Linked DNA regions of Homo sapiens: region 2 is linked to region 1. The links are chromatin contacts, found by Hi-C or POLR2A ChIA-PET in ENCODE. All regions are on one chromosome and are shown on one strand. Each heading gives the region's core, a stretch centred on a gene start or an enhancer-like site at or near the end of the contact. The rest is flanking DNA. Distances are from core to core; before and after follow the strand shown. Region 1 holds the start of BRPF1 (bromodomain and PHD finger containing 1). Region 2 holds the start of CCDC174 (coiled-coil domain containing 174).

Region 1 (6,147 bases), core at 2,312-4,811:
GGTTCTAGACCTTAAAAAGAGGTCAGGGATGGGCCCAAGCATGGCGGCTCATGCCTATAATCCCAACACTTTGGTAGGCCAAGGCAGGAGGGCCTCTTGAGACCAGGAGTTTGAGACCAGCCTGGACAACATAGCAAGACCTGATCTCTGCTACATTAAAAAAATAAAGGCCGGGCGCGGTGGCTCACGCTTGTAATCCCAGCACTTTGGGAGGCTGAGGCGGGCGGATTGCCTGAGGTCAGGAGTTCGAAACCAGCCTGACCAACATGGAGAAACCCCGTCTCTACTAAAAATATAAAATTAGCCGGGTGTGGTGGTGCATGTCTGTAATCCCAGCTACTTGGGAGGCTGAGGCAGGAGAATCACTTGAACCCGGGAGGCAGAGATTGCAGTGAGCCGAGATCGCACCATTGCTCTCCAGCCTGGGCAACAAGAGTGAAACTCTGTCTCAAAAGAAAAAAATAAAATAAATAAAAATAAAACATAATTTTTTGAAAAGAGGTCATGGATGGATATATACATTTGGCAGTCATTAGAAACAGATTTTCTTTTGTTTTTTTTCTCCCTTATCAGCCCCTCTCCCCCCACATCTCATTTCTTCTCCTCTCCCTAAGTCCCTCTCCTAGGCCTCTCTCTCTTCCCAGCCCCTTCTCACAGACTCCTCCTCCTTCTTGCCCCAGCTCCATCTCTCTGACCTCCTCCTGTTCTCAGGATCCCTTCTCTCTGGTCCCTGCCCCTTGTCTCCCCTGCTCCCTCCTTTCCAGTCTCCCTCCCCACCTCCTGGCCTGCTCTACTTCCTTCCAGGGAACAATTTTTAAAGTCATGGAAGTGTATGAAATCATCCAGGAAGAGAGCTGAGAGAGAGAAGGGACCAGGTTTAGAGAGCAGATAGACCCAGAGGAATGGTGGTGGGAGGGGGGAGCTTCAAGAAAGGTAAGCAAGAAGCCAGAAGAGTGTGGTATCAAGAGTGGGACGTGTCCAGAAGAATTATGGTCAAATGTAATGGAAAGCTAAAGAGAAGTCAAGCAAGATGAGGACTAAAAATTACTGTTCACTGGACTGATTTAGCAACACAGGGCCACTGACGACATCAGCAAAAGCAGTTTCAATGGCCTGTGTGAAGCCAAACTGGAGTGGGTTGAGGGTGAATAAAAGGTGGAAAAAAAAGTGGGTGGAGAGAAAGCAAATGTAGAAAACTGTTCAAGATGTGGAGAGGGAGATACTGTGATAGTTGGAAAGAGATGCTGGGGATCAAAAAAGAAGCCTCCCTGCTGCACCCCCATGCCCTCTCTCCTGGTCATGGCTTATCTCTTCTTGTCTGTGCCTGACCCAGTTCGTCCCATTCCGAGACTATGTTGACCGGTCGGGGAACCAGGTGTTGAGCATGGCCCGACTGGCCAAGGATGTGCTGGCCGAGATCCCGGAGCAGCTGCTGTCCTATATGCGCACCAGAGACATCCAGCCTCGGCCCCCACCCCCTGCCAACCCCAGCCCGATCCCAGCTCCAGAGCAGCCCTGAGGATTCCACATATCCAATGCCTCACAGTCTGCAAGCCTGCTCACCCACTGCTTCTGCTTTAAGCCAGAGGCACCTGGAACCCTGGACTTCACTGGGAGGGCCAACTTGGAGGATCAGTGCTGGCTGACAAGCCCTCCGCCTCCTTGCCTGCAGAGGGCCTGGCACTATCACCACCTCTCTGCCTTCATGCCAATAATAAAGCTGATCTTTATTCCACCTCTGTCTCATGCATGTTGGCGAAGGAAGACTATGGGACCCAACGACTGGGGCCACATCAAGAGGGAGGGAACCAGGATGGCTTCAGTTAGATTCATCCCCATCCTAACACGTTCATCCAATCACTTCTTCATACATTCTTCAAAGACCTTAATAAGTGAAACTTTGTATGTTTTTCCTCAGGAGAGAGGCCCATAGTTGTTTTTTTTCTTTTTTCCATAAAATCCGAATCCTACACACGACCCATAGTTCTCAGCAGATTCTCAAACGAATTCCTGACCACTAAAGGAGATAACTTAGTATAACTCTGCTTTGATCCATCTATTCTGAATTATTTTAATAAGGATAATAACAGCTAATATTTTCTTTGAACATTCACTACATGTCAAACCGTGTGCTAGGTGATTTACAAGCATCATCTCATTTAATTCTCACAACAACTCTGAGAACAGGTACTATATATTATTCCCACTTTACCCATAAGGAAACTGAGGCTCTGAGAAGATGAGTCATTTAAGATAATTCATCAGTTTGACTTCAGATCCCAAGATCTTAATCAGCAAACCTCTTCCTGGCATGTCGATTTTATTGGGATGGTTTTTAGAAAACATACATTTTATTGGGTCAAATGCAAAGTTTGCATTAAGAAGATAGAAGCTTTCAGATGCTTTGGGCTTTGTCCCAGAACCCTGGAAGACCTTTCACGCTCCTCTTTGATGACAAAACTGGAGAAGTATTGTTTAAGGATGTCTCCCCCTGCCATGCAAGTTCTCTGAAACCCTCAAGAACTAACAACAGAGTTTTCGAGCTCTGTTTTACAAATAAGGAACTTAAAGAACTGAACTTGCCCACGTTCACATTGCTAGGAGGTGACCCACTCACATTAAATCAGCTGTTTTGGCACCATGTTCCAATCAGCAACCCGCAGCACATCCCTGCCAACCCACAGATTTCCCACCGCTTTACCAGACAAGCCCTTTCACACCCACCGGCCCCAAACCAGCCCCTTCTCTCAGACCCATACCTTTTCTCTAGCACCTCTCCTTTACTTTTCCCAAGTTTCTTCCCTTTCCTTCAGTCACGCCCCGTTATCCCTAATCGGTCCTGCCCTTTCCCCACAGCTCCGCCCCTGCCTTACCAAGCCCCGCCTGCTCCCTTCAGCGTCGCATCGCTTTTTCCAACTTTGTTCTTTATTTCTAGTCCAGCTCCACTTTCCAGGCTCATCCAAAGCTCCGCCCTTTCTCTCGCGAGTACTCTTCTTCTGTTTAGCCCCACTTTTTACCCCGCTATTCTAACAGGCCCCCGCTGTGCGGTAGCCCCGCCCCCTCCCACAAGCCCCGCCCCACAGACCGGTCTAGTCTCCAGCCCCGCCCCGGTCCTACCCATAACTACCGGTCCCTTAGGCTCCAGCCCGCATCCCTCTTGCTCCCGGCCCTGCCCCCAGCCCCGCCCCGTGACTCTGGCCCCGCCTCACCGCCTTCCTCCGAGACCAAGGCCAGGTCCCTCCCGCAGCCGCGGCGCCAGCAGGAGGCAGGGAGCGGATAGGGAGGAGGCAGAGGGGGAGGGGAGAAGGGCGGGCTCCTCACGCCCAGCCCCGCGCTCACCGTCCGTGGTTGCAGATTCGCCACAAACCGCCCGACGACCCCAGATCCCGAGTACGGTGACTTCAGTCTCCAGAAACTCCACTCTAAGATGGGAGAGCTAGAGAAGCCCTGTGGGGTGTCCAGGGTCCTTTCTGAATCCCGGAGCACGGTCTTTCGAGCCTCAGCGGGCGGGCGGGGATCCGTGGCGAAAGTGCAGCTCAGTAGCGCCGCGGCGCCACGTTTACCCTGCGCAGACGCCGTCGCCGCCGCTGCTGCCGCCGCCGCTGCCACAGCCTTTGCCGCCACGGTCTCCGCCGCCGCTGTCCTCGCGCTGCCTCTGGGAGCCTCCATTGTTCCAGCAGCGCCCGGTCCCGAGACCGGGCATCTTGGGGGCTCGCGAAACGGGCGGCGGCCGACGGAGTTGAGACCCCAGGGCGCCGGCGGGACCAGGAGCGGCAGGGGTCAGCTCAGGAATCCCGGGGAGCCGGGACCAAAGCGTGGGGCGGCAGGGGGCCGGGGTGGCGAGGTCTACGGTCTCCGGAGTTGGGGCTCCCCCTTCCCGGCCCGACTTTCCCCGCCGACCTCCCCAAGTGGGGTCGGAGCCCCGGCGGGCGCCCCCGGCGATGAGCCCGGACTCGAGGTGGCCGGTGAGTGCGGGCCTGGGACCAGGGCGGGAGTGGCCGGCAGGGAAGGGGTAGGCTACGTTCGTGGGACGCGCACTGAGCCGCGTGGCCCGGGAACCTCTCTGGCAACTCCAGTTGGGAGAACTGACAGTGCATTGCTTCCCAGCAGGCATCCTGGGGCAACAGTGTATCTTTCGGGGCTGCCCGGGCTAGTGGCAGGCGGGGAGCCTTGTTTCACTTGTTACACTTCCACAAAGGGGAAACGCCGCCGCATCCGGAGAGTGGGCTGCGGGCACTGCCGGGGCCCAGCCCTATCCCTCCGGCCCCCGCCCCTTACTTCCTCCAGCCCCCTGAGCTTCAGGGGCAGATGCAGCCGCCATTCTCCTTGGGCCCTCCCCACGGGCTTTCTGGTCTAAGTTCTCGTCTCCCTCGCCTGTGCCTCTGCTGCCGGGTTCCAAGGGGAGATTGCTGATTCGCTGTGCTACTTTGGGAACCATTCACCCGGGACCCAGCTTGGAAAGAGGAGAGCTTGTTTGTGCTTCGGTTGGTTTATGTTTAAAGACACAGCCGCAGGTAGGAAATAGAAGAGTTGCAGTTGGACGTGTAGCGTTACTGATGTGAAAATCAGGAGCCGTTGACAGTGGAGCTGGAGCAGCCCACTTGCCTGGTTAAGGCACAGGTGGAGAGGCCAAGAGGGGTTATTTTGTCAGGGAGCTCATGATAGCCCTGCCTGGCTGGGATGGTGCCAAGCCCCTAGCTGAATGGTTGAACTCAACTAGGCCGAGAGAAATTGGGGCAGTCTCTGACCAAGCTGGGCTTCCTGAGGCCTGGTGCCATCTGCTGTCTACACTCACCCAGGAATGTTGGGGAGCGGGGAGGGAGGGCCCCTGCGGACCAGCATGGAGCTGAGCATGCCTAGATTGTCGCGTTCGTGTTTGTACCCTTAGGGCCTGGCACTTGGTAGTCACTCAGTTGATGTGTGAGTGGGTGAACAGCTCAAATGTAATACAAGCTGCTGTCACTGACTAAATGACCTCAGTTTTCACTTTGTTTCACAGTACATCTCCTACCCAGTACCAGGGCCAGGCTCCCCATAAAGACCTCAAAAGTAAATGAATTCTTTCTGTGATCCAGTGATTTCTGCAGGAGTCCAACGCTAAAGCATTAGCCACCCACCCATTCAGCTTTCTACATGGCCTTCATCCCATCTGAGCTCTCAGTCTGGTGATCCCCTCATTCAGCTATTCGTTCAACAGGTCATTCATTCGTTCGCCAAAAACTGAATGTCCAGTGCATGCTAGGTACTGGGGATACAGAGGTGGATAGGCTCTGGTACCCTTGCTACACAGCTCCCAGTCCAGGGGGGAGACAACTTTCAGTATGTCAAGTGCTGTGGTAGAGGTGAGAATGGAATGCTGTGGAAACAGCTCCCCATGGGAGAGTCAGAGAAGTTGTGTCAGAAGTGACATTTGAGCTGGTTTTTTGAAGAATGAGTAGGAGCCCACCAATCAGAAAGTATGGAGGGCATTCCAAATAGGGATCATTTTGCAGGAATGAGAGGTTATAACATTCAGGGAATGGCAAGATCCCCTGTGTAGACAAAAACAGCTGTAACTTGTAAAAAGAAAGGAGGACTAGGGCCAGTCAGTGAAAGGAGCTCTTTGAATGGCATCATAGAGAATTTGGAATATTATCTTGAAGGAACTGGGAGCATCAGGAGGCTTTTAATGAAGAGAGTGTCATGATCATTACTACCTGGTAGAAAGATCATTCTCCTACATGATGTGAGATTGGGCTAAAGAAGTTGAGACATAGGGCAGGATAACCAGGCAAGAGGTGATGAGGGCCCAGATATGGGCTATGGTGGAGGAGATGGCATTTGGAGACACTGTAGAGGTAGGCTGGCCAGAATCTGGTGACTCCAAGTGAGGGGGAGGGCTAGAAAGACTGGGGTCTCTGGTGCAAATGGCCAGGAACTCATCCCCAGCCTTATGTTAACTGATCTGTGTATTCTAGATGTGACAGCATGGGGGTGGACTTTGATGTGAAGACTTTCTGCCACAACTTGCGGGCGACTAAGCCACCATACGAGTGCCCGGTGGAGACCTGCCGAAAGGTCTACAAGAGTTACAGTGGTATTGAGTACCACCTGTACCACTATGACCACGACAACCCACCACCCCCACAACAAACTCCACTCCGCAAG
Region 2 (6,147 bases), core at 761-3,260, 4.9 Mb after region 1:
TTTTTTCCTTTTAAAAAAAATTATTATTAATACCTTTTAATGTTTCACATTTTCTTTCAGAAGATTTGTAACAAAAACACATGGAATTTAGTATGTGTTTCAGTAAAATGGGTAAATACAGAATCTGAACAAGACAAGTCTATAAGGTATAATCCTTCTTGTGGGGACAGAACATTCCACTCCATTAAGAAAAGAGAATCACAACATTATTAGGCCCGATTATCTCATATTGCTTACTGTTCTAATTTCAGAGACTGGCGGACTTGGAGAAATAAACAAATGAAAATAAATAAATAAGACTGAACACAGTCAACTGCCTCAATTCCCCTCTCCTTTTCCCTTTTCCCATTTTCTCCATAAAGACAGATGAGATGAGGATGTGATGAGTCTCATTTTTCTTCTCTCTAATATGGTGGATAATAGGTCCGCTTCTAGGATTCTTGCAAGGATTATATAATATAATCTATGCAAAGAGTCATACACATGCCCCACATATACTAAATGCCACTGTTACAATCATTATGATCACTTTCGTCTTGCTGCTGTAACAAATTGCCACAAGTTTGGTGGCTTAAAACAACACAAACGTATTCTGGTAGAGTTCTGGAAGTCAGAAGTTTGAGATGAGTGTTACAAGACTAAAATCACCGTGTCAGCAATGCTGCATTCCTTCTGGAGACTCTGGAGGAGGGCTCATTTCTTTGCTTTTTCTAGCGGCCTCCTGCATACCTAGGCATGTGGTCCCACTCTCCCTCTTCAAAGCATCTCTGATCTCTGTCTGACTCTGGCCATCCTGTCTACCCCTTATAAGGATGGTTTTGATGATAGGGGACCCACCTGCACAATCCAGGCTAGCTCCCCATCTCAATCGCTTTAATTTCATCATCTCTGCCAATTCTCTTTTGCTATATAAAGGTCACCATATACCCAGATTCTGGGGATTAGAAGGTAGACATCTGGGAGTCGGGGTGAGGGTGATTGGTCTGTCTACCATAATCATTAACATTTTTATCAAGACTAGCTCATTTAACTCATCTAATCCTCACTAAGACCCATTAGGTAAATAAAATTATATCCCCCTTTGGAAACTGAGGCACACGGAAGTTAAGTAACTTGCCCAAGGTCACACAAGCAGTAAGCCGTGAAGAGCGATTCCAACCCAGAAAGTCAGCTTTCGAGTTCACGTGTTCTTTGTTTTTTTTTTTTTTGATCTCGACTCACTGCAACCTCCACCTCCCAGGTTCAAGCGATTCTTCTGCCTCAGCCTCCTGAGTAGCTGGGAATACAGGCGCGCACCACCACGCTCGGCTAATTTTTTTTTTTTCTTGTATTTTCAGCAGAGACGGGGTTTCACCATGTTGGTCAGGCTGGTCTCAAACTCCTGACCTCCTGATCCACCCGCCTCAGCCTCCCAAAGTGCTGGGATTACAGGCGTGAGCCACCGCGCCCGGCCCAGGAGTTCACGTTCTTAAGAGCTGAAATATGTAAAGTGGCCCATAATAAGCACTACATTAATGTTAGCTATTATTCTTGTTATTTCTACTAAGATTAATATAATAATCCTTATCTCGTACGCTCTTTTAAGAACCAACTATTTAACGTGTGAAAAGTGCCAGGCAGCAGGTCCTGGAATTGCAGTTAAGATTCTTCCGGTCCTCCCAATCCACCTTTCCCGAGACGCTCGAGTTCACTTACTTAAGCGTCAGCCTTCCCCAAGATGGCGTTATCTTTGTCGCCAACCCCACATCCGCCCCACCCAATATGGCGTCCATCGCAATCAAAAGCTTTATTCCGCCCTTCTCAAGATGGCGCCCACACCAATCCTTGTTACCTTCCGCCCTCAAGATGACCTTAGCAGTTAGCGTCAACCTCCGCACTCTATGACCTTTCCAAAATGATGGTGAACGTAATACGCACCACACTCTGACCTTCTCAAGATGGCGCTGAGCTGACAAACTCGCGTCGCAAACTCACGCAAACTCAGTGTCGCTGTCGAAGACACTTCCGGTTGCGACGGAGGTAGGCTTACGAGGCCTGTGTCGGGTAGAAAGGGTCCTTCCTGGACCGGGACCCTCTGCCACGACCATGGACCGTAGGAAAAAGCCTTTGGACGTCACGGCCTCCTCGGTGAGTGAGGGTATGAGGTAACTCCACGGGCTCCGGGTTCACCGTGTCTCCATCAGACAAGAATGTCGACCTAGCTTGTTTCTTCACTCGGGGACCCAGAGACCTGACCTCTCCCCTCAAACAGGAACCCCCGAACTGGATTTTCTTCTCCGGCGGGGATCCGGTTCAGTTTTCTTACAGGACCCTGAATTGGGCTACTCTCCTCTGACATGCGCCCGGGCCAGAACCCTCGGACACGGATCTGAACCTGGTGTCCCGTGGGTTAGGAAACTCCGTGCCTCACCTCTGCCCTGCCCACAAGGACCTGCACCTCGTCAGCCTTCTCCCTTACAGTCAGGAGGAACCCTAGCTTCTTTTTGCTATGCAGACATATCCTCTTCCTGGTTTCTCCTCCATCCAGGGACCCACAAAGTCCTCCCAGAACTTTAGAGTGTGACATATTTCGCAGGACCCGAAAGTGTCCAGCGTGCCCTCCCTGGAACTAAACAGTTGTTAATGCAGGCATAGGGAGTTGTGAGGTCTGAAAGGATGTAAGCAGATTTATTACATCAGCTACTCTAGAAAGAAAACTTGTTCTAAGTACACATTTTGTGCCAGCACTTTATATGCACTATCTCATTGAATCCTCCCAATGGCTTTAGGAGGTAGGTGCTATTAATATCTCCGTTTTATGGATGATGAAATTGAGGCCTGGAAAGATGAAGTAGCTTTCCCCAGCTTACAGACAGAAATCTTAGTGATAGCCGGGCGCGGTGACTCACGCCTGTAATCCCAACACTTTGGGAGGCTGAGGCGGGCAGATCACCTGAGGTCGGGAGTTTGAGACCAGTCTGACCAACATGGAGAAACCCCGTCTCTACTAAAAATAAAAAAATTAGCCGGGCGTGGTGGTGCACGCCTGTAATCCCAGCTACTCGGGAAGCTGAGGCAGGAGAATCGCTTGAACCGGGGAGGCGGAGGTTGCGGTGAGCCGAGATCGCGCAATTGCACTCCAACCTGGGCAACAAGAGCGAAACTCCGTCTAAGGGGCGGGGGGCGGGGGGAAGAAATCTTAGTGATAGACCCTTTCTCACTCACTCTACTTGACTCCAAAGCTGCTGCCTTTTCATCATCAGAGCAAATTGCCCAACCTTTGATTTAATCTTGAATTTACTTCAGAGTATTAGGACACAAAGTGAGTAGGAAGGAAAACATATAGGTGTCCCAATATTTGAGTACTAGTTATTATTGGTAACTATTATTGGTTAAAATTGGTACCAGTTATTATTTTGTTTGAAGATCAGGAACCAGAAAGCTATAAATATTAAAGCCAACCTATACTGACAGGTTAGCAGTAATTGTAATAAGAATGCTATTTGAGAATTTACATTTTTTTGAGCATCTCTTAAAGTTAAAGGCAGTTGTAGACTAGGAAGATATGTGGCTGGAAAATTTGGTGTGGTTAAGTAAGCTTAGAAGAAAAAGTAGAAGTTTTTCATTTGTTTTTAAAAATTTCCAGTATTAGGGTCTGCAGTGAAACTGCCCTTTGCATTATTAAATGGTTACCTTTTAAATCGATTTCTTCCAAAACGGAAATTGAACCCAGCCATTTTTATCTTCCTTAACAAATAAAGTGATTTTTTTAAGTATCTGATGATTAAGACAGTGATGAAGTATCTGATTTACAAATGCCCATCCATATAAGCAGCTGTACCTGGACCATTAAAAAGGAAACTGTTGTTATATCCTTTTTTGCAGAGTAGGCAGGGGTAATTAATGTAGCTGAGGGAAAGGTACTAATATTCACCCAACTGCCCCACTCCCTATGCCTTGGCCTTCTTTCCTGTTCTTGAACCGTGTGATTCAGCCAAGCTTACGGTTTTTGAAATGGATTAAGTCAAACGTGGAGCTGTTATAATTCACCCAGTCTATTTTATTTCTAGCTGTTGAAATAATGTGTCTTTAAAGGCTCTGCTCTAAGCTTTCTCTGATCACTCTGCTCAGAAGGAAATGCTCTGTTATCTGAACTTATGTGCTACTTTCTTCCACTCTAGAGTCATTTGTTTTATTTTGTTGGTAGTATAAATTACTTTCCTTGTTACATTGTAGGCTCTTTGAGGCAGAGAGTATGTCTAATTCATGTTTATGTTCTGCTCTTCAGCGTTATTTCTACAGCATTTCACTGTAGAAATAAGTTGTGATGATGAAATGAGTGCAGTGCTAGTCAGAGAGAAGGTGCTTAATAATGCAAGTTTAATCTGAAACTAAAAGATGCAGACTTTATTAATTTATTTTGCTTTATCACTTTCTCCTTGCCTAAGGAAAGCCTCGAGTGTTGAAAGTCAGAGTAAAAATGCATTTGCAGCAGAGGTAGAATGAAACATGACTTAGCTTAATTTGTGTACTGGATTCTACATTTAAACATTTAGTTACTTAAACATTTAGTTTTTTAGCCATATTTGTCCATTTAGCGGAACTTGAAATATTCCTTTGGAAATTATAATAATTTAGCAATCCAGTCACCTGCAGGAATTTAATATTTTTGTTTACTTACTGCTTTCATTCTAGTTGGTAGATCTTAAGGCTGAACTCTTCCGAAAGCAAGAAGAATTCAAACAAGAAAAACTTCTAAAAGATTCTGGAGTTTTTGGAAAACCAAAAACAACTAACAAGGTAAAAAATAAGATCTAATTATCTCCATTGGTTCCAAACATGGGAGAATTATACCATATTTAAGTGTTTTAAAATTGTCAGTGGTATCTGTACACATAAATGTTAAGGAAAAATCTCTATCTTGTATTTAACATCTGCATGAAATGTTATTAAAATAGAAATTAGTAAGATTATATAAAAGTACATAGTAATGTGCTAATTCTTTAGCACTTCTTTTGGAAAAATGTGGATTGTTTACATTTCATAAACAGATGGAAGGTTATCTGGTTCTATAAGTGTTAGGTATCCAAATAGAGATAAACAATTAGATAATATAGGAATATAGCGGAAAATATCAGGGTGTATAAGAGCTGTGAATTTTTCCAGTTTTATAGGTAATAGTGTCTACTATTTGTATTACTAATTCTCTGTAATATGTACATTTTCATTAATCTTGATTTAGGTTGTAATCATTCAGGAGATAAAAGATAGTAGGAAGTGATTCTGCACTCAGGAAGCTCTTTAGGCTGGGCGTGGTTCCCACGCCTCTAATCCCATCTCTTTGGAAGGCCGAGGCAGGCAGATCACTTGACCCCAGGAGTTCGAGACCCGCCTGAGCAACATGGCAAAACCCCGTCTCTACAAAAAAAAATTAGTCAGGCATGGTGGTGCGCACCTGTATTCCCAGCTACTTGGGAAGCTGAGGTGGGAGGATCACTTGAGCCCAGGATGTTGAGGCTGCAGTGAGCTGAGATCGCACCACCACACTCCAGCCTGGGTGACAGAGTGAGATCCTGTCTCAAAGAAAAAAAAAAAAGTTATTTATATAATTGAGGGCTCTTTTTTTAGCTCCTGCTTGCCATGTATAGTCAGTATCTTTGTAGGACACAGCTTATCTAGTTATCTCCATTGATTCATAAGAACTCATGATCTCCTTTGTTTTTTTTTTTCCTGATGCACAAGTAGAGATTTTTTGGCAATCATGTGGTTCTGTTTTGTCTTCTAAAATTATTCTCCAGAAACCAAGTATCTGGAGCAAACAGAATGTAGGCGTTTCAAATCGAGCTGAGAAGGATGCTGAACAGAAGATTGAAGAACAGAAGACTTTAGACAAAGCAAGGTAAAGTTATAAGCTCTGGTAAATATAGTTAGCTTTGAGGCTACCCAGGCAGAGAAATGGAAGTTCAAATTTTGTCCTTTTTGATTTACAAATTTTATTTTTAACATCCTTCTAGCCCAATGCTCTAAGTACTCTAAAAATAATATAATTTGCAGATATATCTGTAGTCTTATAAAAAGGTAAAACATAGTCACAGTTTATAAGATGAAACATTCTTGCTGTCAGCCTTTGTTAGACACTAAGATTATCAATACATTTTTAAGAGGTTT

What was found. A loop is a pair of places that touch in the nucleus more often than their neighbours do. ChIA-PET counts read pairs that join two places held with the same protein, here RNA polymerase II (POLR2A). Pooled maps may share reads with other maps.
Region 2: a loop to region 1 is called in a map of CD8-positive, alpha-beta T cell, with 12 times the contacts of the local background. The contact joins the promoter of CCDC174 here to the promoter of BRPF1 in region 1. A Hi-C loop is called at or near these places in 1 of 168 maps with a recorded cell type or tissue (CD8-positive, alpha-beta T cell) and 7 of 50 pooled maps. POLR2A ChIA-PET finds 5 or more read pairs at or near these places in 1 of 52 experiments (endothelial cell of umbilical vein).

What each region holds. Positions count from the first base shown.
Region 1 is chr3:9,728,174-9,734,320 of GRCh38, forward strand. BRPF1 (bromodomain and PHD finger containing 1) reads left to right here and starts at 3,562. Exons shown (of 14, transcript NM_001003694.2): 1 at 3,562-3,965; 2 at 5,958-6,147. The coding sequence starts at 5,968. It overlaps CPNE9 (copine family member 9), which reads left to right. Exons shown (of 21, transcript NM_153635.3): 21 at 1,334-1,735. The coding sequence ends at 1,519. RefSeq lists enhancers at 2,998-3,557, 4,118-4,677 and silencers at 3,021-3,380, 3,851-3,900, 3,911-4,040.
Region 2 is chr3:14,649,752-14,655,898 of GRCh38, forward strand. CCDC174 (coiled-coil domain containing 174) reads left to right here and starts at 2,011. Exons shown (of 11, transcript NM_016474.5): 1 at 2,011-2,127; 2 at 4,675-4,779; 3 at 5,778-5,878. The coding sequence starts at 2,086. LOC124909347 (a long non-coding RNA gene) reads right to left here and starts at 2,370. Exons shown (of 2, transcript XR_007095826.1): 1 at 1,918-2,370; 2 at 1-1,475. RefSeq lists enhancers at 1,552-2,210, 1,714-2,113, 2,254-2,323.